Regions from separate parts of the Homo sapiens genome. Here region 2 is linked to region 1. A link is an interaction called in ENCODE POLR2A ChIA-PET data of the cell type or tissue named here. Cell type or tissue: GM12878. All regions are shown on one strand.

The links. ChIA-PET counts read pairs that join two places held together with the same protein. Peaks named below come from ENCODE experiments on the same cell type or tissue, not always from the same donor. Only the 100,000 strongest peaks of a DNase experiment are listed, where the experiment ranks them.
Region 2: POLR2A ChIA-PET joins it to region 1 with 5 read pairs; 2 of 35 experiments call an interaction of 5 or more read pairs at or near these places.

The regions. Positions count from the first base shown.
Region 1 is chr17:65,152,598-65,156,597 of GRCh38, reverse strand. It overlaps RGS9 (regulator of G protein signaling 9), which reads right to left. Exons shown (of 19, transcript NM_003835.4): 2 at 3,080-3,176. Among named protein-coding and RNA genes, the nearest start is that of RGS9, 17 kb to the right of the region's middle. RefSeq lists an enhancer at 1,163-1,322. In GM12878, no CTCF peak of the experiment used is centred here; DNase peaks (open chromatin) are centred at 1,235 and 1,545; H3K4me3 peaks cover 310 bases; H3K27ac peaks cover 1,630 bases.
Region 2 is chr17:63,964,776-63,968,775 of GRCh38, reverse strand. SCN4A (sodium voltage-gated channel alpha subunit 4) reads left to right here. Exons shown (of 24, transcript NM_000334.4): 6 at 421-753; 7 at 2,232-2,295; 8 at 2,533-2,674. LOC105371858 (a long non-coding RNA gene) reads right to left here. Exons shown (of 4, transcript XR_934910.3): 4 at 2,203-2,271. Among named protein-coding and RNA genes, the nearest start is that of SCN4A, 6.1 kb to the left of the region's middle. RefSeq lists an enhancer at 1-475 and a silencer at 1,287-1,485. In GM12878, no CTCF peak of the experiment used is centred here; a DNase peak (open chromatin) is centred at 1,735.

The DNA.
Region 1 (4,000 bases):
AGCCTCCCGCATCAGCCACCTTTGTCCCGAGGAAGCCCTGGGACGCCTGCCGTCCAAGAAGTTAAATAATTTTTTTTTATCGGTGCTGTTGTTGCAGGACCAGGGCTTCTCCCTGTGTTGTTTCTACAGCAGCTGGAATTCACCTGTGCAGGAGGAACAAGGAAGCCATGGCAGGATGGGCGACCTCGCCCAAATCCAGGAACCAAGTGTGCCCCGTGTGCAGGGAAGGAAAGCAGCTGGTGCACAACTGACAGTAGATAAGAATATGGACTCTGGGCTGGGCGCGGTGGCTCATGCCTGTAATCCCGGCACTTTGGGAGGCCGAGGCGGGTGGATCACCTGAGGTCAGGAGTTCGAGATCAGCCTGACCAACATAGTGAAATCTCATCTCTACTAAAAATACAAAAATTAGTTGGATGTGGTGGTGGGTGCCTGTAATCCTAGCTACTCCGGAGCTGAGGCATGAGAATCGCTTGAACCCAGGAGGCAGAAGCTGCAATGAGCCAAGATAGTGCCACTGCACTCCAGCCTGAGCAACAGAGAAAGACCCTGTCTCAAAAAAAAGTATAAGTAAAAATAAAATATATATATGGACTCTGGAGTCACATTGCTGGGCTGAAATTCAAGCTCACTCATGAAATGAGCTTAAGGACATGAAGGCAAGTTGCTGAAACTCTTTGGTCTCCATAACCCCATGTGCAAAAAGTGGGCAGTCATATCTACCCTTAACTTTATTGTGAGTGTTAACAGACAATGTGTGGGAAAGCACTAGCTACCACCACCATCCAGCACCCACTGCATACTCAGCACCTGCACAGAACTCTCTCACTTCCTTCCTGCACTCGTTCCCTTAGGGAGGGATTGCCATTCTTGCATTAAAAATGAGAAAACTGGCCAGCTGTGGAGTCTCAAGCTGGTAATCCCAGCACTTTGGAAAACCGAGGCAGGAGGATCACTTGAGCCCAGGAGGTCAAGGCTGCAGTGAGCCATAATTTTATGACTGCACTCCAGCCTGGGAGACAGCATGAGACCCTGTCTCAAAACAAACAAACAAAACAAAACAAACAAACAAAAACAATGGAGAAAGTAAACTGAGACCAGGGCTACAGCTAGAAAAGACACCTGAAGGATTTAATCCTTCACTCTCCACACAAGGACAGACAATAAGTGACTCATGCATTCAATAAACTTTTACTAACCATCTGTTACAAACACAGCTCTGAGAAGCATTGGGATTACCCAGATGAGCAAGACAAGGTACTTTCCCTTAAAGGGCCCCAGTCCAGTAGAGAATTCAGGCCAAAATTAATGACAGTCAAAGGCAGGGAGGGGGACAGGGTCAGGGATGCCTTCAGGAAGAATTGCCCCAGCTGCATCTGAGGTGATGGGGGACACAAAGGCACCCTGAAAAGTCTGCCCCCTGTTTCCACTCTTTGGGTGCCCAGAGCTACGCTGGTTCTTGGCCTTTCCAAAGTCTGGCTTGTCAGTGTTTCCTTTTCCTCCATGAGCTGCTCTATAGCATTTCAATTACTTCCCCTTTTGCTCCAACAAAAGAGTGGGTCTTCTGTTGCTTGCATGCAAGGAAACCTGAGTGACACATTGCTGGTGGGGGCATCCTTTCTTCTAAGCAGTCAGAAAGGGAAAGGGGAAGCTGTGAGCCAGCTTGTCTCTGCAAAGACTAGGGCACCTTGAGTGAAAAATAAATAGTCAGGTCAGGGGTGGCATAGAGAGGGAGGCCTCACATTGAGCACAGCCGTGGTGAGGCCCGGGCTTGGGCTATGAGAAGCTGTCTGCTTCTGCAGGCAATACGCCTAAGTATGAAACATTGTCTTTACTGCAAAATCAAGATCAGAAAACAGGTAACACATTAACCAAAATGCTCTCTTAATATTGGCGTCCAGCCCTTCTTGCCAATATCCCCAAATGATGCTCTGTAGGCACCTCACCCCCACACACAGAGAGGAGACAGTGGCACCACTCCCACAGGGCAGTTGAGAAGGGCCTGAAATGAATTAGAAGGTAAACGGTGGAGCAAAACAAAGGCCAACTTTTTTCTGCTAAATAGTATTTTTTTTTCTGCTACTTGGTTTCATTAAAACAAAGCAAACAAAACAACAAAACAAAAAATGACAGTGAAGGTTTCTAAAATGACCTTCTGGGAGGAATGGCTTCAAGAAATGACCTGTTGAGTCCTTTTCTCCCTCCTGACCCCTTCCTCAGAGGAAGACTTTAGTCCAGGAGTCAGCAAATGTACTCTGTAGAGCGCTAGATAGTAAATAAACATTTCAGCTTTGTGGGAGTCTTGTTCTGTCACCCAGGCTGGAGTGCAGTGGTGCGATCTTGGCTCACTGCAAACTCCGCCTCCCGGGTTCAAGTGATTCTCATGCCTCAGCCTCCCGAGTAGCTGGGATTACAGGCATGCACCACCATGCCTGGCTAATTTTTGTATTTTTAGAAGAGATGGGGTTTCACCATGTTGGTCAGGCCGGTCTCGAACTCCCGACCTCAGGTGATCCACCTGCCTCGGCCTCCCAAAGTGCTGGGATTGTAGGTGTAAGCCACTGTGCCTGGCCACAACTATATATTTTAACTCTGCCATTGTAGTGTAAGAGCAGCCATAGACAATACATAAATGAGTGAACATGGATATGTTCCAATAAAACTTTATTTAGAAATAAAGCTTTGTTTTGTTTTGTTTTGTTTTGTTTGAGACGGAGTCTCGCTCTGTCGCCCAGGCTGGAGTGCAATGGCGCAATCTCTGCTCACTGAAAGCTCTGCCTCCCAGGTTCAGGCCATTCTCCTGCCTCATCCTCCCGAGTAGCTGGGACTATAGGCACCTGCCACCATGCCCAGCTAATTTTTTGTATTTTAATAGAGACAAGGTTTCACCGTGTTAGCCAGGATGGTCTTGATCTCCTGACCTTGTGATCCACCCGCCTCGGCCTCCCAAAGTGCTGGGATTACAGGCGTGAGCCACTGCACCTGGCCAAAAATAAAGTTTTTTACAAACACAGGAGGTGGGCCGTATTGGGCCTGTGGGGTCTATTCCAGGCCAAGACTAAAGTGCAAGCTACATCACCTGTCATGGCATGAGGAACGCTGGTGACCAGGACCCTCTGGTTCTGCATTCGGACCCCTGTCTCTGGGTTCTGCATGTCCTTCACGAGCGCTTCAATCTGCAAGACAGAACAGGAAAAAGCCGACTGACGAGAACAATTTTGAAAGTTGTGCAGGGCAATTTCCACTGCACTGAGAGGGACCTCAAAATGCAAAGGTGGACACAGGGGTTCCCCATCTGGTACAGGAGCCAGGTGGGCACTGAGTGACTCTAATGCAACCAGGACTAAGGTGTGCTCCACAGACACAGATCCCATCCCTGCATGTGAAGACTCGCAGATTCATCCTGACTGGGAGATTCTGGGGTGGCTTTTAAGGAAAGATGGAGCTTAACAAGAAAGGATTTTGCTGAACAGAAAGTGATAGAACACCATGGGCAAAGGCATGGAAGGATGACAGCTCCCAGGGTTAGTGGAACAGAAAACAGCAGGAGTTGCAGCTGGAAAAGCCAGTGGAGGCCAGACCACATGGACCTCAAAGCCACCCCTGCAGTGTGGATTTTATTCCAGTGACTGTTCCTAGAGAGCGTTCTGGAAATTTGGCCCATGACAGAGAGAAGAACACTGAAGTGTGAAGAAGTTTGCAGAGGTAGAAAAAAGTGCAGTGACCTATTCAAAGCTATTGCATACAGCCCAGGTGAGAAACGACAGTGACCAGGCACAGTGGCTCACGCCTGTAATCCCAAAATCTGGGAGGCAGAGGCGGGAGGATCGCTTAAACCCAGGAGTTTCTGACCTGCCTGGGCAACATAGTGAGACCCTGCCTCTACGAAAAACTTAAAAATTATCTGGGCGTGGTGGTACATGCCTGTAGTTCCCAGCTGCTTGGGAGGCTGAGGCAGGAGGATCACTTGAGCCCAGGAGTTCCAGGCTACAGTGAGCTA
Region 2 (4,000 bases), 1.2 Mb after region 1:
ACTCTCCAAGAGCAGAATCTAGAACGCAGCTTTTCCCAAACATTATCAACGCCCCCTTTTTAAGGGCACAGCATGGGAGATTAGCGTTCTGTTGAACACACTTTGACAGCGCTAACTTAGTGACATGTATTAAGCTCTGCTGTATGCCTTTGTTTGCTCTATAGGTCAGGCAACAGCCCATCAGGTCTTTATAGTTCATTCTCCTAGTGGCTGAGCGTCTGTGGCCATTTGAGGGCTCCAGATTGAGGATGTGAACAGAGAAGGGTGGAGTTAATTTCAGAAGGCTTCGGGGAAGTAGTGGTGCTCAGTAAGTCAAGCCTTGAAGATGGAGTAGGAAAAAGCTTGGCGGTGGGGGCCGCGGGGGCTCTGTTATCACCCTGCCCTGCCCCCTGCCAATATCCTTGCCCTCTCTGCGGTCAGGGCTGAAGACGATCGTGGGGGCCCTGATCCAGTCGGTGAAAAAGCTGTCGGATGTGATGATCCTCACTGTCTTCTGCCTGAGCGTCTTTGCGCTGGTAGGACTGCAGCTCTTCATGGGAAACCTGAGGCAGAAGTGTGTGCGCTGGCCCCCGCCGTTCAACGACACCAACACCACGTGGTACAGCAATGACACGTGGTACGGCAATGACACATGGTATGGCAATGAGATGTGGTACGGCAATGACTCATGGTATGCCAACGACACGTGGAACAGCCATGCAAGCTGGGCCACCAACGATACCTTTGATTGGGACGCCTACATCAGTGATGAAGGTAAGAATGGGGAGGGTGACGGGCAAGGGGGATCCTGTCCCAGTCCCTAGGGTAGCCTCTGACTCCACATTTTCTTTTTTTTTTTTTTTGAGATGGAGTCTCACTCTTGTCACCCAGGCTGGAGTGCAAAGGTGCCATCTCAGCTCACTACAACCTCCGCCTCCCGGCTTCAAGCGATTCTCCTGCCTCAGCCTCCCGAGTAGCTAGGATTACAGGCATGTGCCACCAGGCCCAATTAATTTTTGTATTTTTAGTAAAGATAGGGTTACATCATGTTGGCCAGGCTGGTCTCGAACTCCTGACCTCATGTGATCTTCCCACCTCGGCCTCCTAAAGTGCTGGGATTACAGGCGTGAGCCACCGCTCCCCGCCCTGTCTCCACTTCTTATGAGACAAATAGTATGGCGAGGACCTGAGCTTAAAGCTAGCACTTGGCAGCCTGTGTCACCTCTGACTAGTCACTTGATCTCCCCAGCCCTCCGAATCCTCACCTATAAAATCAAGATAACAATACCTTCCTCAAAGGGTTACTGCAGCAACAAATGGCAAACTGTTTTAAAAACCCTAAAGTGCCAGGCACGGTGGCTCACGCCTGTAATCCCAGCACTTTGGGAGGGCGAGGCAGGCAGATCACCTGAGGTCAGGAGTTCCAGACCAGCCTGACCAACGTGGTGAAACCCCGTCTCTACCAAAAATACAAAAATTAGCCGGGCGTGGTGACGCATGCCTGTAATCCCAGCTACTCCAGAGGCTGAGGCAGGAGAATCGCTTGAACCTGGCAGACAGAGGTTGCAGTGAACCGAGATCATGCCATTACACTCTAGCCTGGGCAACAAGAGTGAAACTCAGTCTAAAAAAAAAAAAATCCTAAAGCTCTCACTATGCAAAGCAAGAGTCTATAGTTCCTACTCCCTAACCTGTGCACCCCCTGTCCTCCTTCATCACACCACATTTTCACATGCTCACATCCTGGCAGGGTCACCATCACCCACCCACACACCCACATCCTATTCACATATGCATCTTCACAGGCACACATGCCAGAAACACACACATTCTCACACAGCCACTGTTAGTCTACATAGCGCCTTCTTGCAAATTAGGAAAAGGTAACCCTTCTCACCCTGGCACCTGGATTCCAGCCCCCACTCACCCTTCACTCAGGGGCCCTACATAGGTACACAATAACCCCATGCACACACGTACACGTTCCGTCTCTGTGCCACTGCTGCGTCATGACTTTTCGTCCACACTGGGCACTGGGCTGACAGGGCTCAAGCTGAGCTCCCTGCCGAGTCCCTACCCAGAGACCTTGGAACTTGGAGCTGTCCTTAAAGGACGGGGAAGAGGCAGCCAGGGAACATCCGTTTGGTTTATGTGGTACGCGCAGACCTGTCCACAGGTGTGCAATGGGCGCAGGTGCTCACACTGTGTCCATGTGGGTGACTTGCCTCCTTTGTGGCCTCTGACTCCCAAAGGGAACTTCTACTTCCTGGAGGGCTCCAACGATGCCCTGCTCTGTGGGAACAGCAGTGATGCTGGGTGAGTGATGCTAAGGGATGCAGAAAAGGCACCCCAGGGGTCTTGGAAGGTGGGAGCTGATTAGAGATGAGGACCTGGGGGGCATGGGAGTGCAGGGAAACCTGTGGGCATGGATGGAATACTTTTCTGTTTGGGGGACACAGGCAGAACTGACGGAATTTTTCCCTTGGGGTCCCTATCTGCCCCCAGCTGGAGTGCTCCTCCCACCCTAAACCCAGCCCCCTGTCCTATTCCTAGGCACTGCCCTGAGGGTTATGAGTGCATCAAGACCGGGCGGAACCCCAACTATGGCTACACCAGCTATGACACCTTCAGCTGGGCCTTCTTGGCTCTCTTCCGCCTCATGACACAGGACTATTGGGAGAACCTCTTCCAGCTGGTACAGCTGCCCCCACCCTGCCCCCCAACCCTACAGCCACTCCCCCTCCATCCCTGCAGCCTCTTCAGGGCCTGATGGGGCCTACCACAGGATGGCCAACCCCCGAACTGGGCCATCTCCTCATGGACTCCCGCAGTGCCCTTATAGGAGCTTGTGCTCTCTGAAACTAGACACCTGCCCCGAGCCAAGCCACAGCTTTAATTCTTTCCACACCTTTGCTTTCAGAGCCAAGGTCTGGACCTAGCATAGGCACAAGCCCAGGACCCCCTAGGCCTCATGATAGCCAGTAGGGCAGCTTAGAAATCCAATGCTGCCTGCCGGGCGCGGTGGCTCACGCCTGAAATCCCAGCACTTTGGGAGGCAGAGGTGGGCGGATCACGAGGTCAGGAGTTCGAGACCAGCCTGGCCAACATAGTGAAACCCCATCTCTACTAAAAATACAAAAATTAGCCGGGTATGGTGGCACGGGCCTATATTCCCAGCTACTCAGGAGGCTGAGGAGGGAGAATTGCTTGAACCCGGGAGGCGGAGGTGGCAGTGAGCCGAGACCACGCCATTGCACTCCAGCCTGGGCGACAGAGCGAGACTCCGTCTGAAAAAAAAGAAAGACAGAAATTCGATGTTGCCCATACTTTATTTGCCTTCTACTGTTTGCAGGGAAGGCAGGCTGAGCCTGGAGTGACAGTGCCTTCTGATGCCATGTGATGTTTCTAACATTGATGGTGTTGATAACAATAACAAAAATAATAACAGCTACTGGCTGGGTGCAGTGGCTCATGCCTATAATCCTAGCACTATGGGAGGCCGAGGCAGGCAGATCACTTGAGGTCAGAAGTTTGAGACCAGCCTGGCCAGCATGGCGAAACCCATCTCTACAAAAAATACAAAAATTAGCCAGGTTTGGTGGCAAACACCTGTAATCCCAGCTACTCAGGAGACTGAGGAAGGAGAATCACTTCAACCTGGGAGGTGGAGGTTGCAGTGAGCCGAGATCACACCGCTGCACTCCAGCCTGGGCAACAGAGTGAGACTACGTCTAAAAATAAATAAATAAATTGATTAAATAATAATAATAGCTACTATTTGTTGAGTTCTTACTAGGTGCCAGGCACTGTGGCAAAGCTAGAATTCAAGCTGACCCCAAACCCATGTTCACCAATTTTCTATCCTGGCTCTCTGATAACAGGATGCCTGGCTTCGGTCCTCCTCTGAGCCAGGAGACCAGAAACGTTTGAGTCCCAAGTAGATATTTTGAAGTTCCCCAGAACATGGCTCAGCATGCCAATGACGGCCATCAGTCCCCCAGGCTCTGTGAGGGAGGGGCTC